Linked DNA regions of Homo sapiens: regions 1, 3 and 4 are each linked to region 2. Evidence: chromatin loops called from intact Hi-C (ENCODE). Cell type or tissue: endothelial cell of umbilical vein. All regions are shown on one strand. Region 1 has its middle 140 kb from the start of TYRP1. Region 2 has its middle 52 kb from the start of TYRP1. Region 3 has its middle 230 kb from the start of TYRP1. Region 4 has its middle 360 kb from the start of TYRP1.

Region 1 (8,000 bases), 85 kb after region 2:
AGACTGGGGAGCTGCAGCACCTGCCAACCCTTCTGCCTCTGGGTTCTAGCCTGAACTGTGTGGTACATAAGGCCATTGCATCAACCCCTTACTCATCAGTGTTCTCCACATTTTCACTCAGAACATCAATTGGCATAAATAGCCTGAGGACTCTGAAGAACTCTCTTCCTTTTGGGCACTTGGAGACTGAGTTCATTAACTTCTCCCCAGGGGAAAGGGCAGTTCTCAACTGTAAAGGCAGTGTCTAATTCGAGGTTGAAAAGTATTGTATTGACTTCCTCTTTTCCTAATTGAATACCCTTTATTTCCTTCTCCTGCCTGATTGCCCTGGCCAGAACTTCCAACACTATGTTGAATAGGAGCGGTGAGAGAGGGCATCCCTGTCTTGTGCCGGTTTTCAAAGGGAATGCTTCCAGTTTTTGCCCATTCAGTATGATATTGGCTGTGGGTTTGTCATAGATAGCTCTTATTATTTTGAAATACGTCCCATCAATACCTAATTTATTGAGAGTTTTTAGCATGAAGGGTTGTTGAATTTTGTCAAAGGCTTTTTCTGCATCTATTGAGATAATCATGTGGTTTTTGTCTTTGGCTCTGTTTATATGCTGGATTACATTTATTGATTTGCGTATATTGAACCAGCCTTGCATCCCAGGGATGAAGCCCACTTGATCATGGTGGATAAGCTTTTTGATGTGCTGCTGGATTCGGTTTGCCAGTATTTTATTGAGGATTTTTGCATCAATGTTCATCAAGGATATTGGTCTAAAATTCTCTTTTTTGGTTGTGTCTCTGCCCGGCTTTGGTATCAGTATGATGCTGGCCTCATAAAATGAGTTAGGGAGGATTCCCTCTTTTTCTATTGATTGGAATAGTTTCAGAAGGAATGGTACCAGTTCCTCCTTGTACCTCTGGTAGAATTCGGCTGTGAATCCATCTGGTCCTGGACTCTTTTTGGTTGGTAAACTATTGATTATTGCCACAATTTCAGAGCCTGTTATTGGTCGATTCAGAGATTCAACTTCTTCAAATTGTCCCTGTTTGCAGACGACATGATTGTTTATCTAGAAAACCCCATCGTCTCAGCCCAAAATCTCCTTAAGCTGATAAGCAACTTCAGCAAAGTCTCAGGATACAAAATCAATGTACAAAAATCACAAGCATTCTTATACACCAACAACAGACAAACAGAGAGCCAAATCATGGGTGAACTCCCATTCACAATTGCTTCAAAGAGAATAAAATACCTAGGAATCCAACTTACAAGGGATGTGAAGGACCTCTTCAAGGAGAACTACAAACCACTGCTCAAGGAAATAAAAGAGGAGACAAACAAATGGAAGAACATTCCATGCTCATGGGTAGGAAGAATCAATATCGTGAAAATGGCCATACTGCCCAAGGTAATTTACAGATTCAATGCCATCCCCATCAAGCTACCAATGACTTTCTTCACAGAATTGGAAAAAACTACTTTAAAGTTCATATGGAACCAAAAAAGAGCCCGCATTGCCAAGTCAATCCTAAGCCAAAAGAACAAAGCTGGAGGCATCACACTACCTGACTTCAAACTATACTACAAGGCTACAGTAACCAAAACAGCATGGTACTGGTACCAAAACAGAGATATAGATCAATGGAACAGAACAGAGCCCTCAGAAATAATGCCACATATCTACAACTATCTGATCTTTGACAAACCTGAGAAAAACAAGCAATGGGGAAAGGATTCCCTATTTAATAAATGGTGCTGGGAAAACTGGCTAGCCATATGTAGAAAGCTGAAACTGGATCCCTTCCTTACACCTTATACAAAAATCAATTCAAGATGGATTAAAGATTTAAACGTTAAACCTAAAACCATAAAAACCCTAGAAGAAAACCTAGGCATTACCATTCAGGACATAGGCGTGGGCAAGGACTTCATGTCCAAAACACCAAAAGCAATGGCAACAAAAGACAAAATTGACAAACGGGATCTAATTAAACTAAAGAGCTTCTGCACAGCAAAAGAAACTACCATCAGAGTGAACAGGCAACCTACAACATGGGAGAAAATTTTTGCAACCTACTCATCTGACAAAGGGCTAATATCCAGAATCTACAATGAACTCAAACAAATTTACAAGAAAAAAACAAACAACCCCATCAAAAAGTGGGCGAAGGACATGAACAGACACTTCTCAAAAGAAGACATTTATGCAGCCAAAAAACACATGAAGAAATGCTCATCATCACTGGCCATCAGAGAAATGCAAATCAAAACCACTATGAGATATCATCTCACACCAGTTAGAATGGCAGTCATTAAAAAGTCAGGAAACAACAGGTGCTGGAGAGGATGCGGAGAAATAGGAACACTTTTACACTGTTGGTGGGACTGTAAACTAGTTCAACCATTGTGGAAGTCAGTGTGGCGATTCCTCAGGGATCTAGAACTAGAAATACCATTTGACCCAGCCATCCCATTACTGGGTATATACCCAAATGAGTATAAATCATGCTGCTATAAAGACACATGCACACGTATGTTTATTGCAGCACTATTCACAATAGCAAAGACTTGGAACCAACCCAAATGCCCAACAATGATAGACTGGATTAAGAAAATGTGGCACATATACACCATGGAATACTATGCAGCCATAAAAAATGATGAGTTCATATCCTTTGTAGGGACATGGATGAAATTGGAAACCATCATTCTCAGTAAACTATCGCAAGAACAAAAAACCAAACACCGCATATTCTCACTCATAGGTGGGAATTGAACAATGAGATCACATGGACACAGGAAGGGGAATATCACACTCTGGGGACTGTGGTGGGGTCGGGGGAGGGGGGAGGGATAGCATTGGGAGATATACCTAATGCTAGATGACACATTAGTGGGTGCAGTGCACCAGCATGGCACATGTATACATATGTAACTAACCTGCACAATGTGCACATGTACCCTAAAACTTAGAGTATAATAAAAAAAAAAAAAAAAAAAAAAAAAAAAAGAATTGTAAAAAAAAAAATTATAAATAAAACAAAGAAGAATAAAAAAAAAAAAAAAAAAAAAAAAGAAAAGTATTGTATTGTAAACTAAAAATAAAATCTTAACCCCTGTCCCGCCCGCTACCACGTGCTGTACAGACCCCAAAGGGCCCCCAGAAAAAAAAACTTAAAACTAAGTTCCTTGCGGCCAAAGGGACCCCACAAAAAAACAAAACTGAGTTGGTGACAGGATGGGAGGTCAGATATGCTTTGTTATATCCCCCCCTTTCATGGTTTACCCACAACTGACCAGCATTAATGTTAACATAGAGATCATAAGACCAACAGAACAGACTCTTTGTTGCAATAAGATGCCCAATTACAAACAAGACCTAAGGCCATGCCAGGCAAGGGTCTGGCATGGGTACAATTAAAGAATAAACTATGCTGTAACTGTGCTACAAAGCTTTTCTTTTTCTCTAGGCTAAACAAGCACTGGCCTCCAGATAAGCAAGCTAAGTAAAACGATTTGCAACTCATCCACCGCCAGACACTGAACTCCAGCCTCTTTTTCACCAGCCATAACTACAGCTATGATTGGACAAGAGACTGATTTCAATAACTTTCTCCCATCAAGAAGGACCTCCGACAATGGACTGATTCTGGCTGGTTTACAGAAGTTGCATATTTCATATACCTTCAAGTCCTGAGGAAATCTTTTGACATATAAGGCCTAACCGTAATACATTTAAATGTTAAGTCTCCACCCAAAAGTGAACATGGGTTGTCTGTAACATGCATGTTTATCCAATACGCATGCGTCAGGACCACCTTCATTAATATTCATAGCTCCTCTTGTAACATGTTGAAAATGTATGTTTAGTCAACCCTTTCAGCAAACAGCTTCTATCCCCACCCCTACTAATTGGCAGGGCCTGTCCCTGGTCTTTGCAGGAGGCACCTTTCCCAACCTGCAGGATGGCGGCCACCTTAAAGGCTGTAACCCCTTATAAGACATAAAGTCTCCTCTCATTTTCTAAATTTATAAGTTGTGGTGTGCTTTTTTTTTTTCCAGTTAACAGTATAAATGAACCACAGATAGCTTCTGTACATTGGCCCTTTGGTTATTTCTTCACTGCAGGCTGAGACACCCTTAGCTCAAAAGCCTAACAGCCCCCAAACTCAAATTTTTACATATCAAATTATTTTAAATATGGCCCAAACAAGCAAATTTTTAGTCATTCATAGTCTGCTTGTTTTGCATACTCCATAAAGCCTCACATGACAGCTATTACCTACAGATACGATAGGACTTAGCAGTTATAGCTTCTTTGGTCCAGAGACTTCCCACCATCCTTCTAAGCCACATCACCTAGATATCTAAGCCCTCTCTTTGATCCACCACTCCTCTGAGAGTTCCCTTGCTCTCTACTTCTTTGAGGTAGCAATGCCCCCATCTCTTTCCTGCACTCCCAAACCACCTCACCATAACCTCTGCACATCCCCCACCTGCAAACTGGTCAAAGCAACCTCATGGTCATATCTTTTTCCTAGATCAGCCATCAAATCCCTCAAACCCCTAAAAAAGTCATTTGCTACAAAGACAGTTAAAATGCCCCTTCAAAGAAGCTTTTCATGTCAGAGGCTTGAAATTGTGATTTCTAGAAGGAGAAATCAAAACAAAATGCTAAAATAGGAGGAAAAAAGTGGCAATCACCAGGTAATGGCCAAAAGGAATTGATGGCAGGTCATATGAAACACATCCTGTATTCTACTAGAAATGAGAAGGATATTTTAGTGAGGCTGAAGTTTGTGCCACACAGGATGAAATCAAAGTCAGAGAATAAATATAAATTACCTATAGATAATTTGTAACTACCAAAGAGCTTCTGGTGGAGTCTCTATTATAAAGAGTGGCCCAAGAGGGCTATCAAGTCATAAACCTGGCATAAGAATTTTCATTGTGTGAGTGGGGGTTCTTATTGTTGGATCTGTGTGACAGGGATTTTTGGCATAGGGCTCATGGGGAGGGCTTCATAAACTACTTGAATTTGAGTGCAAAACATGTGTAAATATGTGTGAAGTGCACGTGGCGGCATCTGCTGGCAGTCTTTTTAAAGTCCATCCTCCCACTCTTCGTTTTTTTTCCCAGTCTTTCTTGCAATAGATGTGGTCATACAATTAAGTTCCAGCCAATGAGACTTGAGTGGAAGTAAGATGAAATCTCTGTGGCGTGCCTTTAAAAGGATAGGGAAATATCCTTTCTGTAAATCTTTTCTTCTCTCCGGCTGCCTAGAATATACACAAAATGACAAGAGTTCCAGCTCTTCCTGATACCACGAGCAGCCTTGGAAATGGAAACCATGCATGGTAAGCCATAAGATAAAACCTCATGTGAACGTCAAGTTACCCCTAGACTGCCTATCTCCAAGTTATTACATGAAAGGGAAACAATCTTCTAACTCTTTTAAGTTTTAGATTTTGTTTTATCCTAGCCTGTTTCTCAGTGATGCAGTGAATTTGTTATGGTGAGGGTTTCCACACTTAAATTCACTTCTCAGAAAGGCCTTTGATATTAAATACTTACTAATTGCTCTTTGAGAGGAATGTGTAAAGCCTACTGGGATACAGAATGGTAAGAAAATGAAAATTAAATCACTTGGCAAGTCTTCTTTGGGATTTAGTAGAATCCTGATCATTTGACAGTATTGAATGAAAGTTAGGCTAACCTATTAGAACTAGTGAGTAGTCACTCTATATTCAGATTTCAGAAATGGTTGTCGTTCACATCTATTATGAACCAAGGACATGACATGTCAGTTATTTTCTCTATGAGCTTCGATTTAGTATCATCCAAGGTTAAAGGAAGAAAGTATACAGTTATTTGCTGCTGGGCAAAAATTAATGAAAAGAGGCCATTGAATCTAAGTGGCAGAGGAAATAACTCGTGAAAAACAGGTAGTTGTAAGTGCAAAGGGGTCCTGAGGAAAATGAAAAACTTTGTCAAATTGTGAAATACTCATTTTAGAGATACGAATTTTAGAGTGGGAACAACTAGTAAGGAAAGGGGACATGGATCAGTATATAGTGTGACCTGTGTTTTCCTTAGCTAGTGTTTCTTCTTTGGTCTTATTTTTTAAATGTAGCTGTAATTAATTATGGACAGTATTGAGGGTATGCTCATAGTATTTTGAGTGTTAGCCTTACTGTTTAACTTATTTTTTTAAAAAAATTATTCTACTCTCAAGTGTAACTTTATCACATTTGGGAAACAAATATATTTCCTGGAAGAGCAGTTATAATTTTATAATAAATAGCAATAAGAAATCATATTGGCTGAAAAAATAAAGTTACAGTTTATAAACTACTGAAAACATATAGCCATAGCCGGGCGCGGTGGCTCACACCGGTAATCCTAGCACTTTGGGAGGCAGAGGCGGGCAGATTGCCTGAGCTCAGGAGTTTGAGACCAGCCTGGGCAACACGGTGAAACCCCGTCTCTACTAAAATACAAAAAAAATTAGCTGGGCATGGCCGCATGCGCCTGTAGTCTCAGCTACTCGGGAGGCTGAGGAGAATTGCTTGAACCCCGGAGGCGGAGGTTGCAGTGAGCTGAGATCGCGCCACTGCACTCCAGTCTGGGTGACAGAGTGAGACTCCATCTCAAAAAAAAAAAAAGTATATATATATATATATATACATATATATATGTATACAAAGTACCAATTTGATTAGTGCATGGTATATATAGGTACTCTTTAAATATCCACTATCATTATTAGCTATAAAATGTCTTTTTAGTAAGAAACATATATTTGTACTTCCAGTTATACCTCTAGTGGCAGCCTGGATATAATATCACATTCCAATGTTTAGAAATTTTGAGATATAAAAATAAGAATAGGCTATTCGTAAAGAAAAATTATTAGCTAATAGAAAAAGATTTAAAAACTAAAGGTATATGTACAAAATCTCTGTCGACAAATTGTCAAAACCCACAAGGCAACTTTCTTGCCTGAAACTTGAGTAGTGAATATCTAATAGAAAAAAAAGAACATACAAGTAAAGTGTAGAAAAATAAGCCAGAATATCTCATTCCATTATAACAACTTGCTATGGTCCGAATGTTTTAAGCCAGAATATCCCATTCCATTATAACAACTTGCTATGGTCTGAATGTTTATGTCCCCACAAAATTCATAAATTGATATCCTAACCCTAAGTGATGGTATTAGGAAGTGGTTTGGGGGAGGTAATTAGGTCATGCGGACAGAATCCTCATGATTTAGCATCCTTATAAAAGAGGGGCTGAGGCTCAATATACTTTCTTTGTCCCTTCTTCCATTTAAGGTTACAGTAGAAAGATGGCCATCTGTGTACTAGAAAAGTGCCCCTCACCAGGCATAAGATTTTTCAGCCCTTGATCTTTGATTTCTCAGACTCAGAACTCTGAGAAATAAATTTCTGTTATTTATAAACCATTGAGTTTATTGTATTTTGTTACAACTGAATGAATGTACTAGACACCACTATTAGCAATTTCATATAAATAATATATAATGTATACTGTCAAATGAAATATGCAATTATTTTGTAAGCTATATTGGTATTATTACCATGTTTTCCCCACTAAGTAATATATCTTATTCCTTTTTCATTACTTTTTAACAGCATTATTTTTAAAAATTGCAACTCATATATACATGTTATAATTTTCTCAATGAACTTCTTGAATCAGTCATTTAGATTGCTTGCAACTTTTTTCCCATAAACACAATGCTGTAACATCTTGTGCTAAATATTTATACAAACCTTGATTTGTCTAGTACAAATTCCTAGAAAGCTGAGATATATACACACTTATGAGATATACTGAAAAATTTTGCAGCAGATATCTTGTATCAATTTTTATGGCTGTTAACATGGTATAAAATTGCCCATTTTTTAATACCTTGTCTAATCATGGGTAAGAAATTTTCCTTTTTTCTCTCCTTTCTTTCCATCATATATGCTTTTCT
Region 2 (8,000 bases):
TTTAAAAGAGCTTTCTTGTAACCTAGCTAATGAGAATGAAGGACTATTTTAACTAATCTTTACTCACAATTAGATATATTATTTTTAAAGGTTTCTTTATTTAAACCAGTTTCTAGAAAAGTGAATCCCAAAGTAAGGGAGGAAACTCCCAACGCACCCGCAACCATAGTGTTGTCATGGGGGAAAAAATACCACAGGCCCATCATTTAAATGCAAGACTTACCTGTTTATAAGAACTGTGCTCAGGATGGCAGGAGAGTGCTCACCAGCCAGAGGTGAAACTGCCACACCTAGTTTTTATTTTATTTTATTTTATTTTATTTTATTTTATTTATTTTTTATTTTTTAACAGATCACACTTACAGACTGTTCTTCCACCTACACTTAAGAACTTAAGACATCCTCCAAGATGTGCCTTGTGGTTAGCAGGCCACAGTGAATGACAGTGGAGTTTGAGATTATGGCACTTAGTAAAGAAAAAAACAAAACCAAACCATGCACTCGAGACTCTGAGATTAGCAAAATCTAAAAGGGCTATTTGAAAGGGAACTAACAGCATGCATTTAAAAGAGGTCACAGTGTTTGTCATAAAAGATTCAGGATCTATAAAGGGGATACAGCGTTTGTCTTAGAAAGTAAATCATTGAAGATCTCTAAAGACATAGGACTTGTACCAAAAAAAAAAAAAAAAAACACATTAATGATGTCCTTGTTAGTTGTATTTTCAAAATTTAGAGTGCAAGACAGAATATTTATTGATTATGAGGATCTGATTTCCTCCTCAGTGGGCAAAATGTTCTACTGGGATTTTTAAGGAAATATTAGACTTTAGATTTACATGAAATAAATGTAATTAGATGTTTAGGTGAAATAAACATAATTCAACATTACTAATATTTACTGTTTGAGTTGCCTTGGCTTCTTCCCATTGGCCAGTGTGTCATATGGTCACATAACATAGTTGAGTACATCCAGAATCCTGGAGGAAGAGTGGGCAAGAAGAACTGACTCTCATGCTTTCCTTTCCTTGCATCATACTGCAATATGTTGCAGTTGAAGTGTTTTCTAGTAAGTGCACTATACTTTGCTAAATAGTAGACTTTTGAAACACTTTGTAATACAAAAAAGGCTTTCATAAAAATCTTTTGTACCATACACAGCTTAGAAAAATAAGTGATACAACTTCTGATTTTGTCTTTGATGACAATTGGTAAAATGGTATCTTAGCAGAAATTAAAAACAGACTTACATGTAAAATGTTAACAATGAATGAAAAGATAATGATTTCCTGGGAAAGACTTATGCCACAGAAAGAAAGTTTTGAGGAGAGATACTTGGAAATGTTTGGATCTTAGGTGATTTTAAGTTCAATGTCGTGAAGTTATAACTAATCTTTCATATGTGCACAATTAAAACACTTAAACATAGAATTTATTATCTGTTTAAACAAATGAAAAGTTTTTCTTGACTTTGCAAATATTTGTATAAAATATAAAATAAAAACTATTATAAGTAATTTTTCAGAACAACTGATTGATATCAAGAAAGATGTCCATTTACTAGCCATATTACAGCAAATTTTTAAATAGGTTATTTCTAAAAATAATAAATGACTATCTTAATTAAGTAAGAACAGCCAATGATGGCTTTTTGTCTGTTCATGTCTGTATAACTTTTTCTAATTATGACAGTTGTCAAACTATGTACCAGAATAAATTCTTAAACTCAGACATTTGAATTATTCTATTACAAAAACTTAAAAAACTGAAATGAAAAAAACTTTACTCAATCAGTATTTTTGAAATAGTCACTTAACAATTAAAATAACTAAAATATTATATAATATTTTCTCAACTATTATACATTTCTCATTTCTGTGTATAATTTTTGAATATATATTTACAGAATGCTAAGTATACATCATGTATGAGCAACTACATTTACATGCACTAGAAGTGCTTGCTCAGAAACTTTTCTTGTTTTTCTAATGAAGTACTTGGTCAATAAATGTTTGCAAATTTCTAAAACTCAAAGGGATTCCTTATCTTAGATACATCTTCCAGATAACCAAATTAGATGAAAATGTGTTTAAAATGTTTCTACTCATTTAAACATAAAATATAGTCTGCTCCTAAATGGGCAAACTGAAGTAGCATGTTTAACACATGAACTGAGAAAATGTATAGCATACTAAATGGTATTCTAGAGAATAAAAGCAAGAATGTAAGAAATTAAATGACCTTTACTAACCTATCTTATGTAAATTTATCATGTGATTATTTACATATATATTTTTAGTTTCTGAACTAATTACCATACACACACACACACACACACACACAAACACACACACAGACACACACAAAGATAGAGAGAGAATTTTGTCATCTCTCCTAATGGAAAAAAAAAATCTCTAAAAAGGTGGATTGAGAATACCACATAGAATGAAGTCTCAACATTCCGTAACACGAGTAATTCAAGAGGCTTTTTATTTGGAGGACATTTATTTTCAAGTGCTTAGCTTCTTATGTTTGATAAAGAAATTATTTATAGTTCAAAAGCAATATTCTTGCCCCTATATGTCCATAGAATGATCACGTTTAAAATGAGCATGCTGTATATCATTAAGTGTATACTGTACATAATACATAATAAATCAACAGACTATATGTGACTGCTAACAGTTTCATGAAACATACAATCTTATTGGCTGGGTAAATCTGTACTTGATTTCAGAGAGAAAGAGAGGAGGGGAGACACACACACACACACACACACACAGAGATAATGTAGTTAAGGAATTTTCAAATGTCTATACACAATGGCGAGGGGTAGGGGTGTGAAGTCCTCTCCGAAGGCACCCTTAACACACACTAAAATTAGATGAAATAACATGAGAAAACAATTACTCTTCATGAGTTTGTACTATGTGGTCCATAGGTTGGTATCTGCCATTAATCAGAATTTATGGTATTTTCAATATGAGTATTAACCACGTTAGGAAAGCACTAAAAGCCTGTATAACTTTACATTTGTGTGGTTGAGTTTAGTAAATATTTATGGGAAAGAGACAGATAATTCCAAAACCCTAGACTAAGTTTGAACATACAAAAATCCTAATTTAAATGTATATATATATAAAGGGACTAAAACATTTCAGAGGTCCCTGTAAGAGGCCCCCACTTCCGATGACAAAAAAAGATACATTAAATAAATGAAGCCCCTGTGACGATACAGATGGAGTTATTTTGTGCCCCCTTAATCTAAAAATAAGACTAAACCAATTTTTCTGTGTCTTCTTGGAATAACTATTTGGCATTATCAGCAACCATGAATTTAGAACTCATTTGAGAGAAACTTTTTTTTTTAAATGACAGTCTTTGTTTTCTTCACCAAAGATATTGTAAACCTTCAAAACTCCCTGACCACCAGAAGCAGTGTACCTCTCTTTGGTCCTAGTGGTGGGAGAAGAGAATGAAGACATAACCTGTTTTCTATTTTGACTGTTACACCCTAGTGAATGGGGCTCTGTATAAGATTCTGTTCATTGACCACCCAGATTAAGATGGAAGCTAGGAAAAGAACTCAGAATACCCACACCTACTCATGGAAAATCTGCTGTCTAGGGCGGAAAGCAAAGTCTGCTACCACGGATGGGAACAAAAAAGGTAATTTAGGATACTTTTAAAAGCTAAATACTTTGTCATAGATTTTACCAAACTATTTCTGAATCAAAGCAAGAGCAAATACAATTTTGCTTGCCTTGAAAATGGGCAGCTGTTCAACGTGAACAAAGCTGAGGTGAGACACCTTGCACGTTGCTTGGAGACCATGGGACTCTACATTTTCAAGCCTCATTAATCTTTGCTTATGTTCTACAATTCCAGCAGGCTCTGTAGGTCTGTTTAATTACTCAGCATCACAGAAGTTGCCAGTTTCTTTTCTTGGAGCTAGTTTATTCATTCTAAATATTTAACCCTACTGCCCTTCACTTAGAGAAAAGCATTATATGAAAGATAGGAAATTGGAAAAACAATAAAGCTCTTAATCTGTTATTTTCACTATTAGAAGAAGAAAATGGCCTTGTCAGAAAAACAAGAAAGTGGTCATTCATGGAACTGGGTAGATTTTCACAGTTGACCCATTTACTCAGGCTCTGGGCTTTGTTCCTTAATTATCCTAAGAGATTATTCCAAAATGAAAAGCTATCATCTGTCCTGCATTATCAATAGGATTAAAAAGACTTCATTTTACCTTTGATAATCAGAAACATTGATAAATGCATTTAAAATATTTTAATAATATGAATTTATACTTTCAAATATTTGGTAAACAAAGATAACTGAATATTTTGATTTAGATTTATAAGTATTTTCGAAGTTTAAATTATGCTTCTTCAGTAAGGAATTAAGTTAACTAGGCTCAAAGAAGGCCATTGATGAAGTACCAAGTTGTGATTCTTGCTTGGTTCCTAGAGTTCTACTTCTGAAACCTGTTTCTATTAATAGTGCTTTAATATTTCACACAAATAAATGCAGAATGTTGGCAGTTTGCCTTTGTTGTGCTTACAGACTTCTTTCTGATATTCATGGAGGTACTGTGAGGGTTGTTGTAATAATGTCATAGCACTTCAGCAGCATACTGAATTTACTGAAATATCACCTTAGTGCCAGAAGGTGGCAGCTTTAGACCACTTTGAATTAACAAATAAGCTTGGCTTTGCAAAGAGGCTCTTATTACGTGTTCTTCTTAAGACATTCATGCAAGGAACCATCCAAAGGATGGCTTTAAATGATTTATTTTCTAATACAATCTTGATGAAAAATGACCTTTCAGAGTAGAAGTAATAAGTTTGGTCCCATTTGGTTTAAATCGAAATACAAGGGCCACTATTGAAAAATCTGCAGCTTTTTTGAAACTACCAGATTTATGATATCCGACTTTTACAAACAGTAAAAAAATACATCTAAAAGTAAAAAATTCATAGCCTTGCCCTTGGAATCTATAAAAATACTAAAGCTTCTAGTTTAGAGCTTTGAACTTAGATCTGAACTTCGATCTGAGCCCAGAAAGTATAAATTTAGGGCATATTTGGTCATGTCAGGCATATCAGGTATCTAAAGTTATTTAATAATTGTTTCTATTCCCTGAGAATTTTAACTAACTTCCAAGTACCATTAGCAATGAGAGAGATAGAAACAGAGAGAGAGAGAGAGAGAGAGAGAGAGAAAGGAAAACCAAGGTAAGAATGACAGCTTTAGGAATTATCTTTCAGAAAATAATAGTCTGGGAAATATCTTTCCAAAGTAGTAACTTAGGGGAAAGTGGATTTGATATGTTCAGGTTACAACCTTCTTATCCTCTTTAGGGTTTTCAAGAATTTTTTTTCAATAAGCTTCTTCTAATTATATCAGAAACCGGAAAATAAAAACAGGCAAACAACAACAAAACAGATATTTTATATTTATTTACATGATTTACAATAACATTATGTGACAACACTGACCAATGCTGACTTTCCACATCTTATTATTGTACCATTGTACCATTCAAAAGACTTCTTTTCTTCTTTTTAAATTAGGTTTGATATTTGTTTTTATATGCAAGTATGTCTGTGCACAAGAATATGAATTGATACATAAAAGATCTGAATATCTTTTCCTGGAACACTGCAGATAGCTAAAAAAATGAACCCTTGAATAGCTGAAGTAATTAACAAATTCCTTGTGCACTACAGTTTCATCAAATATTCCATATATGTGTTTCTTAAGATTTACGTATATTCTTTAGGAAGGCCTGTTGATAATCAAATAATAGATACTGAAGATATCAAATGTCTCCTACTATATTCTGGACTTATTTCTTGGAAATGTGTGCAAAATAACCCATTTTGGAAAGGTACATAAACAAATTATATTTTGAAAGCATTTGTCACCTTACTGTCAAGTGGACTACCGCTTGAAGTTACTAACCATGTGATTATGTGGTGAACTGGTAAGACTTTGGAAAAAAGGGTGGAGAGGAAAAGGAGATGTGCTAAAAAGAAATAAAACAGTGAAATCAATGAATTTCTAAACCACACATTTTGTGGTTTCCACAGGATTTCTGTTGCCATATGGTGTAGTTAATGCTTTATTTGGAAAGTGTTACCTGCATTGAAATAATGCATTATCAACCACTTAAATATTTTCAAGATTCCACCCAAATTCATGACATTTAAATAAGATTGAAAGCAAATTTTCAAGTTGAAATGTTAAAGATCAAATGATCTAGAGAAAATGTCTCAAATTCAAGACTTGCCTTCTACTCGCTGGTCTCATAGGAATTATCCTTTGGTGTTAGCATGAAGACATTGTTTTGTAGTCTTCGAGTGTGTGCCAATGTATTCAAAATGAAAAACACTCTGAAAATTTCTTGAATGACTAAAGCTGGATAGTGACTAAGAATTCTCAGAAGTCTGAGGCCAGAAATCAAAGATTTCTGATGGTGTTCACATAGGAAAGAAAATGTCATAATTGCAAATGGAGGGTGCTGGACCTGAAATCATTCACCTGTTCATTGTTACCATAAACACACAATAATTCCTGTTACCCTCGTTTGGATTGAAATGGTTTTGACCCTTAAAGGGTTTTTGAACATACATTCTAATGACATAACAGGCTGCCAAATGTTCGTGCTCCTCAAATTTTAATAACGAATACCTATATTGTTCAGGAGGCATGGGCAGACACAGGAATCTAGGATTCTAGGAAATTATGTTACTAGAAATTTCCATGAGAGTACAAGAATTAAATCCCCAAATTCTTCATACCCTAATGCAAAATTCAGATAGTTTACCAAGGAGTATATTGTTTTCAATGAATACCTAAAACAGCAATTCAAAATGATACTGCGTTGGAGGAACCGATGGTTCAGATTTTACTTCATTTCTTTGACAGTCACTTGACTCTGCTCTTTTTTAGGGATTAAGATAATCTCTTATCTCTACTCTTGAAAATCATGTGTAATCTCTTGACAGCTTTCCTAAAGGCTTAGCAACTGCTTTTCAATCACAAGGAAATTCACCTGTCTTTTTTTTTCTATTTAGTCGAGAGCGTTCTATAAACACACGCTTAAATTCAAACCAGTGTTGAATGTAAGTGTGTTGTAATAGCCCTAGACTAAAAGAATGTTTCTTTTTGGTGCCCAGTGGTATGAGAAGAGAAATGAATACAATGCTACTAATGCCTGTTATTTTCCTTGACTGGGAAAATACTTCACAGCATGCTAGAAATAAACTGCAGGCATCTTCCTCACCTCTGAGTGACCACCTTATGGATGATAAATCTAAACTAAGTTGATTGTGCCTTCTACAATTAAAATAGAAATGACAAATGGCTTGTTTTTCACACCTATATTTATTTCTTAATTAGTTTTTTCCTCTCTTTAGGCGGGCACTAGTTAAGGAGTTTCCAGTTGCATAAAATAAGAATACCTGTTATTATTATCATAGCTCCCATTTATTCAGTACTGAATTGGCCACAGGCATTATGATGAACCACTAGTTGATTCAACAATATTACTGAGCATTTATTATACAATAGATTTGGGCATCGACACCGGGCATACAATAATGAATAAGAAAGATGTGGTCTTCGAATCCAAAAACCACGTAACCTAGTGATGGATATAGAAAAGTAAACAAGTTCATTGTAAGTTCTCGAAAAAAGAAGATGCGCTGGGTGCAATGGACACATATCACAGAGAGCACCAAAGTGGGTGTCTGGAGAGGGTATGAGGGAACAACTCAGAGGATACTTATTCATTAAATAAACATTTATAAAACACCTACCATGTACAAAGCACTATGAGTAGCATTGGCGATAGATAGTAAACAAGAGACATAAATTCTACTATCATGGATTTTATTGTTCATTAGGGGAGACATATGATAAATAAATAAATACATTGTAATATTAGGGAGGAATAAGAAGAGTTAACAGTGTAACAGGATGTAGGGT
Region 3 (8,000 bases), 180 kb after region 2:
TTTTTACTTGACCTTCAACATTTTTCAGGTATTTCCTTTTGGAGGATTATTTGTTAATGTAATATCCCCACCCCCCAACCCCTACCCTAAAAGGCTACATTAATTGTCCCTTTGATGCTTTTACAAAACCTTACATTAAACTTTATGTAAATCCTAATTACTGTGCAGTATAATTTCATATTCCTTATATTTCTCTCCCATGAGACTGAGATCAGAATTGTGTATGTTTCTCTTTGTAAACACAATGACTGGGCAGTTTCTGGCACACAGCAGATGCTTGGGGAATGTTGAGTGCACAGTATGCTTATTTCCCTGTTCTAAGCAACTTTCTTTGCCTTCAACTGATTACCTGTTACTCCCTTAAAACATTGATAGCCATCACCACACACCATCACACTAAAGTATATGTTATCCTTGTGTGTGTATCTCTAGAGTTACACGCTTCTTAAAGAAAATATCTGATGTCTGTTTCTCCTGTCTCTTTGGTGATATGTAACCCAGATGTAACTCATGGTCCATACTCATAAGGTGAGCCATATTTGAAACAAAAAAGTCACAACCCAAACAAACCAAAATTTAAATTATCAGAATTAGCAGCACAAAGAAAATGTCCTCTCCTAATTTGTACTGTGGCAGTCTGAACACCCCCCGAAAATCATGCCAGAGTTTAGAAAAACAAATATACAATAAAAGTAAACACACACATACACACAAAACAGCAAATTTCTGGTAACTATTTTGGATTGCAAACAGGATAAATTTAATGTTCAAATAATCTGACAAAACAACCATTTGGAAACTGAAAAAAACATATATTTTCTATCATTATCTGTAACATTTAGGAGTACTATCTCCTAAGCTAACATTTTGACTTGGTGGTAGCTTGGCATTCTTCTTTGTGTTTTTTGTTTGTTTGTTTGTTTTTGTTTTTGTTTTTGAGATGGTGTCTCATTCTGTCACCCAGGCTGGAGCACAGTGGCACAATCCCTGCTCACTGCAACCTCTGCCTCCCGGGTTCAAGTAATTCTCCTGCCTCAACCTCCTGAGTAGCTGGGATTACAGGAGCCCGCCACCACATCCAGATAATTTTTGTATTTTTAGTAGACACGGGGTCTCACCATATTGGCCAGGCTGGTCTTGAACTCCTGACCTCAAGTGATCCTCCTGCCTCAGCTTCCCAAAGTGCTGGGATTACAGGCGGGAGCTACCATGCCCGGCCTCTTCCTAGCGTTTTTTTTACTCTCTGACATTAATTCCAAAAGTGACTAATTTTAGATGCTTTTATAGGGGAAGCAATAGCACATGAATTAATGAGAACCTGGATGAAATTATTATATAGCATAAATAAAGCTTTAAATTATAAGAATAATAGTTATAATAATCCCTTGAGAAAGTTTTATTGTACATAATGAATAGTAAGATTTTTAAGGTGCTAACAAAGAATAGTAGATATTTTAGTTTACCAGTTAAAGTTGTATTGTCATATAGCAAGAATAACAACCAATAATTCACTAGTCGTAGTAAATATTTGTAATACTTCAAATTTTATGCATAAAATGAAAATATTAATGTTGTCATGTTCTGTAATTGAGGTTCACATGACACAAGTTAGATAAATGTGACCTACATTTATGTTACCTATGCTCTAAACATTTTACAAACATTAACTTTGTTAAATTGGCACTAGATCTATGAAGTAAATGACATTATGTCCGATGATGGATAAGGAAACTAAAGCTCACAGACTTTAAACAAGATGTACAAGGCAAAACAGTAACTGAGAGATCCAGAATTGAACCTACTTCTGTTCATTTTGCTATTCAACACTGAGTTTTTGAAGTCTGCATTCTTTATTTGTAACAATTTTACTTTTATTTTTCTATATCCTCTAACTCCAGAGGTTTTTTTCTCCCCCCTCCCCCCAACTTCTACATTCACAGTTGAACCATATTATTAGGAAAGGCGCCTTGATGAAAAGATCAGGATAGGAGCTCTGACCTTTCATCAGTGTTTTCCCTAGAGTAACAAAAACAAACAAACAAACAAAAACCTAAAAAGCATCTTTCCTCTTTTTGTTTTCTTCTGTTTTTTTTTTGTTTGTTTGTTTACATCTGTTGTGCTGCATCAGTAAAGCAAACTTCAGTTAGTTTTAGGAAATGAAACATCTATCCCCTGTTTTCTGGGAAAAAAAAGCTTCAATGACTTGAAGTTGAGAATGCGGATACCACTCACTCAAACACACTCATTCTCAGACTCTAAAAATCCCTCACCCTCCTTCTAGCCAGCAAGCATACAGTACCATGTGGCAAAGGTACAGCAAAGGTGGACTTGGACTTGAGACCGAGGCTTCATCTTTCTCCTCAGTAGCAAAGGCCAGGCTGCCTTTTACAACAAAGCACCACAGCTGAACCCAGTCCCTCCTCCTTTCCCAAACCAGTCATTCCACTCGGCACTGGCCGAAAGACAAAAAAAATACTTTTTAAGGCATAAAACATATACTTTTATGTTTGTGAAAATTAACCTATATTCAAGCAGAGATCTTGTAGAAAATGAAACAAAAATTGTGATGTGACTGTAACATTGATGTTTCCACTGCCTGCCTCCTAGCCATCTTCTGTATTATGGCACAGAATTCTTGATGTTTGGGAAGAAATGTAAAGAAAAAGTTTGTACATGAAATTTTTATTAAGCAGTAAATGCATGTTTCAAAGCCAAATTTACATTTTATGTTTTTACAAATGTATGTACTCTTAAGAAGACATTTCTTGTACTTTTATGTTTATTAGTACAAGAGAATTAACCTTGAATCATATGGGTTTTAATTTTATGCAAGCAACAAATGTTATCATTCCTGAGCAAATTCTTTAAACATAGTAGACATTTAGTGTAATGTATCTGACATAATTATTCTTAAATTACAGGGAAAAAATAGCTACCGAATAACTGATCTTGCTCGAAGTCAAAACTTAAGTTCCTTATGAACAATTTTTGAACCTCATGATTTAGTACGAATAGTGTCATCTCTCCTGAGCCTTTCTGAATGCCTGTATCATATTAAAGCCCTCTCCTACTCCTTGCTGTGCCAAGCCAGCTATAGCCCTAGGGTGAGAGCAAGTTGCCAGGTGCTAAGACATCACAGTCCCAGAAGCCAGTCATCTCCTCTGCCACATCCAACAGTTCTCTCTTGGGACACAAGAAAGACATGCTTGGCCAGCACCCCTAGTGCCTCTTGGTCCAGTTCTTTTCTGGTAGGGATAATTACTTGGGGCTGCAAGTGAAAGGCACATAAAATTTCTCAACATTGCTTGAAAATTAAGTGCCAACCTCTAGCTGTAATCTTGTGAAATCATTTTATTTTGCAGCAATAATTTCAAAAGTTATCTGTGACCAGATGTTAAAAGGTACACCATTCTGAAGACTCAATTTTTACACTATTGAAGTGGTTTTTGTCTCTTAATAAAAGTCCAGAAGTTTTTTAGAACAAAAGAAACATTATCTTCTTCAGATTTCTTATTCTATAAGATAAAGGATATATAAATTATTTTTTCACTTTCTTTATGACTGTGTTTTTGCTGCATGTTACTTAGCTTCAGTAAGAAAGAAGCATGGTTAAAATTTTGTTGAATGCACTTATTCAAAGAAAGAAACACAATGTTATTTAGGACTCATTAATACAACTAAACCACATAGGGTAAGCCTAAAGATTTCTTGATATCAGAGGGCTGACTGTTGTTGAGTAGCAAGTACCTCATTTGTGAAATATTCTGCTGGTCCTTGAAACTGTCAGAAACCTCTGTAGCTCGAATGATACCAAGAATGTTAAGAGAACAGGATGAGTTATTACATTTAATATATAGGTATAGTAAAAATCAGTCGCAGAACAGGATGGAGGACAGTGTATTTTTCAAGTTCTATTGATAGATATGTGCATAAATTTCCAAGACACTTAAGTACCACTACTTAGGTTTCTTTTTTTTAATATATTGCTAATTTTATCTTAGTGCATTAACATTATAAGCCTCTAAGTTTCTTCCTTAAAAATATGCTACCCATCTGCTTCTCCAATATTTTTACACAGGCATTGCTTCTGAAAGTATAGAAACACTTTTCCTGTATCAAGGAAGGTTTGCTTAAGTAAATTAGAGTGGAGAACTGCAGCAATTATGTGAATTCTCTAGTTGAAACATGAATTATTTTTGCTGAAATGTTTGAACATATGTGTTAACAGCAAACCCACTGCTTCAACCAACTTCACTTCCTTAGGTTAGTTTACTCTAAAAACAAATAGTAAATAGTAACATCTGGGTATTAGACATAGAGTAAATCCCATTTCAAGAATTACTCTTTGTACCATAACCCTTTTGCACTACAAAGCCCACAAAAGGGGAGTTTGACTGCTAAAAACTGATAGCATTTTTATTATGGACACCAGATGGCGCTCGTACATCTTGAATTGGCTTTGATCTTTCTTGTTTTAAAATTGTCCCCCTTTCTCCTTTTCAGTAAGAATTTGCTTAAAAGATTAAAGTTCATGTATGTTTTCTCTTATGTAAAACTTAATTGAAAGCTTTCAAGTATTGAGTAAAACTCACAGCCCATTTTCACATTTTTTTTTAGCTTGATTGGACAATATTGTTGACGTCTATTGAATATTGCAGGAATGACTATTAAGAATATCTGTGTTAGTGACCTGAGGGAACAGTCCACACAGTCACTGTCTAATCATTTAGAAATTTAAATTAGTTTAGAAATTATTCTAATTTTTGAAGCCATTTTTGTCCGTATTCCATTCTTCTGTCTTCAATGCCTTGTCGGTGAAAAAAAAATAAAGAGAAAAGAAAAAAAGACACACTGGTAACTAGGAATTACATTTATCCATCATCCACAAGAGAGCCCTGTCTATGTGCAAATGAGTTTTACGTGAAGCCTCATGGGTGCCTGAAATTATTCCTCTTACAAACACTCTCTTGTTCTGCTTCATTCTCACATTTCCAGATCAGTGTCACTTTATTCTGCTTAAACCATCAAACAGATAATAGCATACAATTAGTCACCTTATTATAGGAGCAGCAGCCATTGCTGCTTTCTCTCTCTCCCTGTCTCTCCACTCCATCTCTTTAAATTGATAAGCAACTTTTTACCTTGATGAGGGATGGCATGTTATGAAAGATCTGTTCTATACTCAGTGGCTTTAACACAACCTTTTTTTGCTGGCCTTGAGCCTTTACAGTAGTCTCTTATTTTTCTGGGAATTATAGTTTATCTACCACCTCTGAGATTTCATTATGTTTAAATAGGAGCTTCCCCACCACTCCCAGCAAGCAAGAAACATCTACCTCTGCATTGTATATAATAGAAAACTGATGAAAATTAAACTTGAAAGAAACCTTTGCTTACTTTTTAAAATCCTTTATTCGTTATCTCTGCCTTTTAGTGGAAAGTTGTGGGGAAAATGCAAAATTATTAAATGCAATTTACAGAAAAGAGGCAATGATTACGTCCTTTACAATCTAGTTGACTGTGAGAGTGAAGAGGGTTTTTAAAACCCTATCATATTTCCCCCATGCTAACATGCAAATTGCTCCTCTCATGATAATGAGCACCTTATCTAGCTCAAGATATTTCATTTACAAGCTCACAGTTTTTTCCTGTTAATAGTTGGGAGGATTATTGACCAAAGGGTACTGATTGACTTTGTTATGCTACTAGCAGCACGTGGAATGCAATAATGGGCTTAGAGCTCCAGGCATCTGGAGAATTTTGATACTGTCTTTTCCAGAGGAATCTACTTTACCTTTTGGAAGTATTCCCACACAAGCTACAAAAACGTATTTTCTTTGGAACAGTATCTTGGCAGCTCTTTTCTGAATCATAGAAACTTTGAGCAGAATTAAGCTTAAAATTAAAAGAATAAAAACAACACTTGTTAAAAAATGTATCAAGATTAGGGAAATGTATCAGAGATGAGAGGGCTTTTGGATCATTTTTTCAACTGCCATAACATTAGGTTTCTACAGTGGTCAATCTCCCACCCACTTGAGGAACTGGAACTTCTCCAATTCAATAAGATTTTCTAGAGAGCAGAGGTTTTGTGAGTGATAAGGGATAATACAAGATTACCTAACACAATTCTTACTGGGAGGGAGAGAGGGAGAGAGGGAGGGAGAAAGGAAAGAAGGAAGGAAAGAAGGAAGGAAGAAGAGAGGGAGAGAGGGAGAGAGGGAGGGAGAAAGGAAAGAAGGAAGGAAGAAGAGAGGGAGAGAGGGAGAGAGGGAGGGAGAAAGGAAAGAAGGAAGGAAGAAGAGAGGGAGAGAGGGAAGAGGGAGGGAGGGAGAAAGGAAGGAAGGAGGGAGGGAGGAAAGGAGAGAAGGAGGGAGAGAGGGAAAGAAAGAAGGAAGGAGGGAGGGAGGGAAGGAAGGAAGGAGAGAGGGAGGGAAGGAAGGAAGGAGGGAGGGAGGAAGGAAAGAAGGAGGAAGGGAAAGAGGGAAAGGAAGGATGGAAGAAGGAGGGAAAGGAAGGATGGAAGAAGGAAAGGAAGGATGGAAGAAGGAAAGAAAGAAAAAAGAAAGAGAAAGAAAGAAAGAAGAGAGAGGAAAAAAAGAGAGAAAGAAAACTGCAGTAGTAGTGTCTGGTGACTTCAAAAACAAAAAAGTCACAACCCAAACAAACCAAAATTTAAATGATCAAAATTGGCAGCACAAAGAAAATGTCCTCTCCTAACTAGTATTGTGGCAGTCTGAACACCCCCCGAAAATCATGCCAAAGAGTTTAGAAAAACAATAAAAGTAAACACACGCATACACACAAAACAGCAAATTTCTGGTAACTATTTTGGATTGCAAACAGGATAAATTTAATGTTCAAACAATCTGATAGAATAACCATTTGGAAACTGAAAAAAATATATATATTTTCTATCATTACCTGTAACATTTAGCCCCTAAATGTTATAAGGCCCTGACCACTCTTTTCTTAGTGTTTACTTTAGAAAACTTGAAATTGCAATTGAACTTCTTTCAAGTTTGTGAAAGATCAGCATTGGAGAGAGGCCAGGTGTGCTGACTTTACTGCAAGGTTCTTTTCTCTTATCACATGAAATTATTTGAATGATTATTTTGCTCAAAGTCCTCCAATGGCTCTTCATTTCCTTCAGAGTAAAAGCTAATGTGATTCCATTGTCTTTATAGACCTTATGGCCCTATGCCATCTGAAACCTCCTCTCTCCATTGTCTCTCTGACCTCATCCCCTGTTATCCTTCCACTCCCACCAATCCATTTCAAATCACCCTTTCAATCATGCTGGCCTCCTTGTTATTTTCCAAACACATCAAGCACACTCAAAGACTGGAATAATATTCCCCCTGTAAAACAAAAAGTGACTAAGGCAAATCTCAATCAATTTAGGTCTACTTTGCCAAGGTTGAGGATGCAACTGGGAAAAACACAAATCACAGGTGCATCTGTGCTTTTTGCAAAGACTGTTTTGAGAACTCTAATACTTAAAAGGAAAAGAGCAAGCAGGAGGGGAAAGAGGGGGAAGAAAGGAAGAAGGGTGGACAATGAGGCAAGTGGTTACATTCTTGTGAGGCTTTGATTAACACTCAGTGAATCTACATTTTACATGTGAAAAGAGGGAGTAGAGGGAAAAGTCAATCTTGAATTTGTCTTGGAGTGGTGGAAGGATGATTTCTAGTCTTGTCCTTGTCGGGTACCTATGACGATAAGCTGGTAATTGACATTTTCAGGGTGAGATTGAACAGGATTCTGTTTTAGGACAAGTTTATAGGAAAATATGTATGTTCTGAAAGATTTGGGGGCCCTCAAAAAATTTCCTTGTAAGCCATTTGTGAAGGAGTCCGTTTGGGGAGATATGTGAATTCCAATGATTAGAGGAACCAGGCTTATATATAAGGCACAACATAGGGTTGTGAAATTACAGCTGTCTGTTTGGGACAAAAGGAAGGCAGTGTTTGTACAACTCAGTTCCCAAGTTTAACTTT
Region 4 (8,000 bases), 310 kb after region 2:
AGTTTGATCTCAGACTGCTGTGCTAGCAGTCAGCGAGACTCCGAGACTCCATGGGCATAGGACCCTCCGAGCCACGTGCGGGATAGAATCTCGTGGTGCGCCGTTTTTTAAGCCTGTCGGAAAAGCGCAGTGTTCCGGTGGGAGTGACCGGATTTTCCAGGTGCCGTCAGTCACGCCTTTCTTTGACTAGGAAAGGGAACTCCCTGACCCCTTGCGCTTCCCGAGTGAGGCAATGCGTCACCCTGCTTAGGCTCCCGCACGGTGCGCGCACCCACTGACCTGCGCCCACTGTCTGGCACTCCTTAGTGAGATGAACCCGGTACCTCAGATGGAAATGCAGAAATCACCCGTCTTCTGTGTCGCTCACGCTGGGAGCTGTAGACCGGAGCTGTTCCTATTCGGCCATCTTGGCTCCTCCCTGCACTCTTGCATATCTCATATTACATTTTTTGCTTCCCTTACACATAATAGAGATGTTAAGCCATAAGTTAAGTTTGGGATCAGAAATCTCTGCCCTATCCTTCAGCCCTCTATAAGCATTGTTTTGCTTTATTTGGCTTTTTATATTGAGTAAAAGGATAAAGACAGTTTTGTTTTTTCTGGAATTTATTTTTTACCTAGATACATTGAAAATGTTTTCTTTGTTTAGCAATTTCAAGGGCAACCATTGAACTGTTCTCTGTCACTATAGTTTTGTCTTTTTGAGAATACGATATAAACAATATAGTATGTAATCTTTCAGATGGGCTTATTTCAGCCTATGCTATTTTCCTTTTCATTTTTTCTGATCATCTCGCAAGTGTGCAGAGATATCTTATTGTTTTAACTATTTGGATTTTCCTAATGATGAAAGATCTTCAGCATTTGTTCATACTCTTATTTGTCATTTGTATTTTTTAAGTTAACACATAATTATTTTATAATATTTGGAGGGCACATGTCATACTGTGATACATGCATACAATGTGCAGTAATCAAATAAGAATGCTTGAGATATCCATCATTTCCAACATTTTTTATTTCTTTTTGTTAGGAATATTACAAATCTCTTCTTGCTTTTTTTTTGCAGTTTTTCACTTTTCTATGGCCCCAGGGTTTCTCATAGCCTCAATTTTGAGTTCTAGGATATTGGTGAAGATAATCTTAGCAACAAAGGTTGGTTGTAGTTTTCTGTGGGAGAGGTTGAAAAAAATTGCTTTTAGTCCACCATTTTGATGAATCTTCAAATATTTTCTTTGATGAGGTGTTAATTCAGATATTTTCCCCATTTATAAATTGAGTTCTTTTCTTATTAAGTTTTACATTTTTATATATTTTTGATACATGTCTTTTATAAAGTAGGAGTTTTGCAAATATTTTATTTCAGTCTTAGCTCATCACTTCATTCTCTTAACGGTATGTTTCACAGAGCAGATATTTTTAATTTTACTAAAGTCCAAATCACCAATTTTGTTTTCCTTGATTTTGTTTTTGGTGTTCTAAAATCTCATCATCAAACTAAAGGTTACATAGATATTGTCCTCTTTCCTTCTAGAAATTTTATAGTCTTAATTTTATATTTATGATTCATCTTGAATTCATGTTTTAGAAAAGTTTAAGGTGTGTGTGTAGGTTCGCTTTTTCGATGTGAATGTTCATTTATTTCAGTACCATTTGTTGAAAGACTACCTATTGAATTGCTTTGGCACCATTGTTGAAGATCAGTAGACTATATTTGAGTGGGTCCATTTCTGAAATGTCTAGTCTTTTCCATATATATATATATATTATTTATCAATACCACATTCTATTGGTTCTTATAGCTTATAGAAGTTTAAAAATCATAGTGTGAGTTCTTCACCCTTCTTCTTTTCAGGTCTTTTGCCTTTCCATTTAAGAATTTTTTTTTTTTTTTTTGATAGGTGCAAAATAGCTTAATGAAGATTTTATTTTCACTTTGGTATTTTTTATAAACTCAAATGAGTGTTAGGGCTTGCCAAATTATTTTTAATTATTGTATTAGGGTTCTCTAGAAGGACAGAACTAATAGGATACATATATAGAGAAGTTTGTTAATTATTTACTCACACAATCACAAAGTCCCACAACAGGCCATCTCCAAGCTGAGGAACAAGGAAAGCCAGTCTGAGTCCCAAAACTGAAGAACTTGAGCCTGATGTTCGAAGTCAAGAAGGATCCAACATGGGAGAAAGATGAAGGCCAGGAAGCTAGGCCAGTGTAGTCTTTCACGTTTTTCTGCCTGCTTTATATTCTAGCTGCGTTGGCAGCTGATTAGATGGTGCCCACCCAGATTAAGGGTGGGTCGGCCTTTCCCAGCTCACTGACTCAAATGTTAATCTTCTTTGGCAACACCCTCACAAACATACCCAGGATCAATACTTTGCGTCCTTCAATCCAAACAAGTTGACACTCAGTATTAATCATCACAATTATCAATTGATATGATCGTATGATGTTTATTATTTACCCTGTTGGTGTGGATTACATTGAGTAATTTTGTTATGTAAATCTCTTTGTGAACTGGAATAAATCACTTTAATTGGGATGACGTCGAATCTATGGATAAAGTAGGGAATAAGTGACATTTTAACAGCAGTGAGTCTACCAATCTGTTAATATGGATTAAATGGACAGTCTCTCCATTTAAGTCATTTTTTGATTTAATGTTTTGTATTTCTCTGCATGCATATCCTGTACATACGTATGTCAAATTGATACCATAGCATTTCATTACTTTTATGCTGCTATAAATAAAATTTAAAATTTTCAAATCTCAATTTTTCATTGCTGCTATGCTGAAAAATGATTGATTTTTGTATACTGACTTTGTGTCCTGCCACCTTCTAAATTCAATTATTAGTTTCAGGAGTTGTTTTTTTAATATAGTGTCTTTGAGATTTTCTACATACACAAAGCATGCCATTTGCAAATAAACACCGTACAATTTATCCATTTCCAAACTATATACTTTATTTCCTTTCCTTGTTTATTGTACTAGCTAGAATTTCTAGGACATTGTTGAATTAACAGTGATTACAACATAGCTTCTTTTTTCTGATCTTAGGGAAAAACATTCAGTTTATCACCATTAAGAATAAGGTAGGTTTTCTGGGAGATGTCCTTTATTAAATTGAGGAAGTTCTCTTATATTTGCTGAAGAATTGTTTTTTATCTCAAGTAGGTGTTAGCTTTTATAAAACGGTTGTCAGAATTTATATGATGATATTATTTTTCTTCTTTATCCTGTATATGTGGTGTTTTACATAAAGTGATTTTTAAATGTAACACCAGCCTTGCATATCTATAATAAATCACACTGCTTGTGGTATATAACTTTTTCTATACATTGTTGTACTCGATTTGTTGTTTTTTTTGAGGATTTTTAAATTTATTGTGCACAAGATGTATTGATCTGTTGTTTCTTTTCTTGCAATGTATTTTGATTTCAGTATTCGGATAATATTGCCCTAGAATTTCTTCTTGGAGAATGTATGTATTTATCATGTTTAATGCCCTTTGTTCCTGATTACTTTCCTTGTTCTGAAGTCATCTTTGTATGAACTTAATGTAGCTACTTCGTATTTCTTTTGAAGAGTCAGTAAGTGGTTGTTTGTTTGTTTGTTTGTTTGTTTTGAAATGGAGTCTCGCTCTGTTATCCAGGCTGGAGTGCAATGGCATGATCTCAGCTCACTGCAACCTCTGCCTCCCCAGTTCAAGTGATTCTTGTGCCTCAGCCTCCTGAGCAGCTGGGATTACAGGCGCAGGCATCACTACACCTGGCTAATTTTTGTATTTTTAGTAGAGACGGGTTTTTGTCACTTTGGCCAGGCGAGTCTCAAACTCCTGGCCTCAAGTGATCCATCCTCCTCGGCCTCTCAATGTGCTGGGATTACAGGTGTGAGCCACCATGCCTGACCTGTTTCTTCTAATTTCTGAAAAAAGATTGTGAAGAATTTTACACATATTCATTTTTAATATAGTTAAGAACAAGAAAAATTAAATATTTTATTTTGCCTTCATTCATTCCTTCCTGGTGCTCTTGTTTCTTATTTCATATAGATTCAAGCTTCTGACCAACATCTTTTTTTTCCTTGCCTGAAGAAGTTCTTTTAATATTTCGTAAAGAACTCATCCCAAGTTTACTAAAGTGATTTCAACAAATAGAAGAGGAGGGTATTTTTCAAAACTCATTTCTGAGGCCAGCATTATCTTGATACCAAAACACACAAGGACATTACAAAAAGTGAAAACTACAGGCCAATATTCCTGATAAACATTATGCAAAAAATTATCAGCAAAATATCAGCAAACAGAATTCAACAACACATTAAAAAGATCATTCACCATGATCAGGTGAGATTCATCTCAAGGATGTAAGGATGGTTCAAAATATACAAATCAATAAACATGATAGATCATATCAACAGAATTAAGAACAAAAACCATATGATCGTCTCACTAGATGTCGATCAAGTATTTGGTAAAATTCATCATCGCTTCATGATAAAATCTGTTAACAAACTGGGCATAGAAGATGTGGGCAGCAAGCCACCCAGGTGCCAAGGTAACAGACCGAGGGCACAAGCTGTTCCAGTATAATAAAGAAAATATATAGAATAAGAATAGTTATATTAGAAATAGATTATAGATATGATTATATATGAATATCATTAATCATTAGTTTGAAGCATTACTCTTTATTCCAATATTATAATAATCTTTGTTCTACAATTGTAACCTAGGAAAAACCAGGCCATACAGAGATAGGAGCTGAAGGAACACGGTGAGAGAAGTGACCAGAAGACAAGTGTGAGCCCTCTGTTATGCCCGCACAGGGCCACTAGAGGGCTCCCTGGTCTAGCGGTAACTCCAGCGCCTGGGCAGGCACCCCTTACCTAGCGGACCTTGGTCTAGCGGTAGCGTTAGTGCCTGGGGAAGGCACCCGTTACTTAGCAGACTGGGAAAGGTTGTCTCCCTTTCCCCCAGGGAAGTTAAAGAAGACTCCGCTCCACCACCTCTTGTGGAAGGCCTGACATCAGTCAGGGCCGCCCGCAGCCATCCAGAGGCCTGACCAGACGTCTCCCTGTGAAGCTGTGCTTCAGCGGTCACGGTCCTGGTCCACTCTGTACACCTGGCTCATGTTCCACTCTGTACAACTGGCTCTGCCATATAGATAGCAGTAGCAGAATTAGTGAAAGTATTAAAGTCTTTGATTTTTCTGAGAAGAGCATAGAAGAAATAATGACTTAAGCTGTATCTCTCTCACTCTCCACTACTTGAAAGGGAAAGGCCCCCTGTCTGGCGGACACGTGACTCACGTGACCTTATCAATCATTGACTCACAGTCCTTACCCTGCCCCTTTTGCCTTGCATCCAATAAATAACAGCGCAGCCAGGCATTCAGGGCCACTACCGGTTTCTGCGTCTAGGTGGTAGTGGTTCCCCCAGCCCAGCTGTCTTTTCTTCTGTCTCTTTGTCTTGTGTCTTTATTTCTATGATCTCTCATTTCCACACACGAGGAGAAAAACCCACAGACCCAGTAGGGCTGGACCCTACAGAAGAAACATGCCTCAACACATTTAAGGTCATATATGACAAAAACACAGCTTAATATCATTCTGAATGGGGAAAAATTAAAGTCTTTTCATTAATATCTGGAACAAGGCAAGGATGCCCACTTTCTCCACCTCTATCCAACACAGTACTAGGAGTTCTAGCCAGTGGAATTAGATAAGAGATAGAAATAAAGGGCGTCCAAATTAGAAAGGAAGAAGTCTAATTATCTTTGTTTGAAGCTGATATGATCTTATCTCTAGAAAAACCTGAAGATTCCTCCAAAAATCTTAGAACTGATAAATAAACTTAGTGAATTTGCAGAATAAAACATCAACATATAAAAACCAGTAGCATGTCTACATGCTGACAGCATTTAATCTGAAAAAGAAATCAAGAGAACAATCTCATTTACAACACTAAAATAAAAATACCTAGAAATAAATTTAACCAATGAAGTGAAAGATACGCACAAGGAAAACTATAAAACACTGATGAAAGTAACTGAAGAGGACACACACACACACACACACACACGAAAACCCATGCCCATACATTGAAAGAATTAATACTGTCAAATGTCTATATGTCTCAAAGTGATCTGCAGATTCAAGGCAATCCCAGTCAAATACCAATGACTTTTTTTACAGAAATAGGAAAATAATACTAAAATTTGTGTGGAACTAAAAAAGACTCGGAACTGCTAAAGCAATCCTAAGCAAAAGAACAAAGCCAGAGATATCACACTACTTGATTTCAAATTATACTACACAGTTATAGTAACCAAAACAACATGGCATTGACATAAAAAGAGACACATAGACCAATGAGAATAGAGAACCCAGAATCCATGCGCTTAAAGCCAACTCATTTTCCAAAAAGACACCAAGAACATTCACTGGGAAAATGACAGTCTCTTTAATAAATGGTGCTGAGAAAACTTAATATCTATATGCGGAAAATAAAACTAGATTCCTATCTCTCAGCGTATCTATAAATCAACTCAAAATAAATTAAAGACTTATATGCAAGACTTGAACTATAAAACTAATAAAAGGAAACATTGGGGAAATGCCACAGGATATTGGCCTGGGCAAAGATTGTTTGGGTAAGACCTCAAAAGCACAGGCAAGAAAAGCAAATGTAGACAAATTGAATTATGTTAAGCTAAAATTGTTCTGAATTGGAAAAGAAAAAACAACAACAACAATGAAGTGAAGAAGCAACTAACAGAGTGGGAGAAAATATTTGCAAACAATCTATCTGACAAGGGATTAATAACAAGAATATACAAGAAACTTAAAAAAAGGCAAAAAAAGAAAATCAAATTTGAAAATGAGAAAAAGACGTGAATAGACTTTTCTCAAAGACATACAAATGGCCAAGAGGTATATTTAAAAAATGCTCAGTATCTCCATTATCAAGGATATGTAAATCAAAACCACAATGAAATATCATCTAATCCCCATTAGCATGGCTACTATCAAAAAGACGAAAAGTAATAAATGCTGGTGAGGGTGCAGAGAAAAGGGTACCTTTGTACACTGCTGGTAGGAATCTAAATTCGTACAGCCATAAGGAAAACAGTAAGGAGGTTCCTCAAAAACTAAAAATAGAATTACCACTGCTTGGTACATATTCAAAAGAAAGGAGATAACGTATAAAGGAAATATATGAACTCACATTTTTATTGTAGCAGTATTCACGATAGGCAAGAAATGGAGTCCGCTTAAGAATTCATCAATGGATAAAGAAACAAAATGTGATATTTATACACAATGGAATATTATTCAGCCATAAAAAAATAAAATTCTGTCATTTGCAGCAATGTGGATGGAACTAGAGGTTATTATGTCATGTAAAACAAGCCAGGTACAAAAAGACAAATAATTACATTTCCAACTCATATGTGGGAGCTAAAATAGTGGATCTTATGTAATTAAAGAGTAAAATGGTGGTTTCCAGAGGCTGGGAAGGACAGATGGATGAGGGGATGGGGAGAAGTTAGTGAAGAGGTAAGTTAGACGAAATAAGTTCAAGCATGTGATAGTACAGTAGGCAAATTATAGTTAACAATAATGTATATTTCAAAATAGCTAGAAGAATTGTAACAAAGAAAAATCAAATGTTTGAGATGATAGATATCCCAATTACACTGATTTGATCATTACACATTGTATACAGGTATCAAATTATTATATATACCACCAAAATAAATACAATTATTATGTATCAGTAAAAAATAACAGTAAAATTAAATGTAATAAAAACATTTTTTCAAGGGTGCGTCTAAAGTCAATAAATCTCCTTAGTTTTTTTTTTTTGTCGAGAACGTTCATTTCTTCTTTACTTTTGAGGGATAATTTCACTGGATATAGAATTTAAGATTAGTGTTTTCTTCTTTCAACACTTTAAATGTTTTATTCTATTCTCTTCTTGCTTAAATG

The links. A loop is a pair of places that touch in the nucleus more often than their neighbours do. Peaks named below come from ENCODE experiments on the same cell type or tissue, not always from the same donor. Only the 100,000 strongest peaks of a DNase experiment are listed, where the experiment ranks them.
Region 1: it touches region 2 in a loop (13-fold over the local background); 11 of 110 quality-filtered maps call a loop at or near these places.
Region 3: a loop joins it to region 2, with 4 times the contacts of the local background. A loop is called at or near these places in 3 of 110 quality-filtered maps.
Region 4: a loop joins it to region 2, with 13 times the contacts of the local background. A loop is called at or near these places in 4 of 110 quality-filtered maps.

Annotation. Positions count from the first base shown.
Region 1 is chr9:12,551,920-12,559,919 of GRCh38, reverse strand. No RefSeq gene overlaps it. Among named protein-coding and RNA genes, the nearest start is that of TYRP1, 140 kb to the left of the region's middle. In endothelial cell of umbilical vein, no CTCF peak of the experiment used is centred here; no DNase peak of the experiment used is centred here; H3K27me3 peaks cover 145 bases.
Region 2 is chr9:12,636,892-12,644,891 of GRCh38, reverse strand. No RefSeq gene overlaps it. Among named protein-coding and RNA genes, the nearest start is that of TYRP1, 52 kb to the left of the region's middle. In endothelial cell of umbilical vein, no CTCF peak of the experiment used is centred here; a DNase peak (open chromatin) is centred at 4,681.
Region 3 is chr9:12,461,538-12,469,537 of GRCh38, reverse strand. No RefSeq gene overlaps it. Among named protein-coding and RNA genes, the nearest start is that of TYRP1, 230 kb to the left of the region's middle. RefSeq lists an enhancer at 5,792-6,291. In endothelial cell of umbilical vein, a CTCF peak has its summit at 4,415 (motif pointing right); no DNase peak of the experiment used is centred here.
Region 4 is chr9:12,326,414-12,334,413 of GRCh38, reverse strand. No RefSeq gene overlaps it. Among named protein-coding and RNA genes, the nearest start is that of TYRP1, 360 kb to the left of the region's middle. RefSeq lists an enhancer at 1-87. In endothelial cell of umbilical vein, a CTCF peak has its summit at 4,849 (motif pointing right); a DNase peak (open chromatin) is centred at 4,883.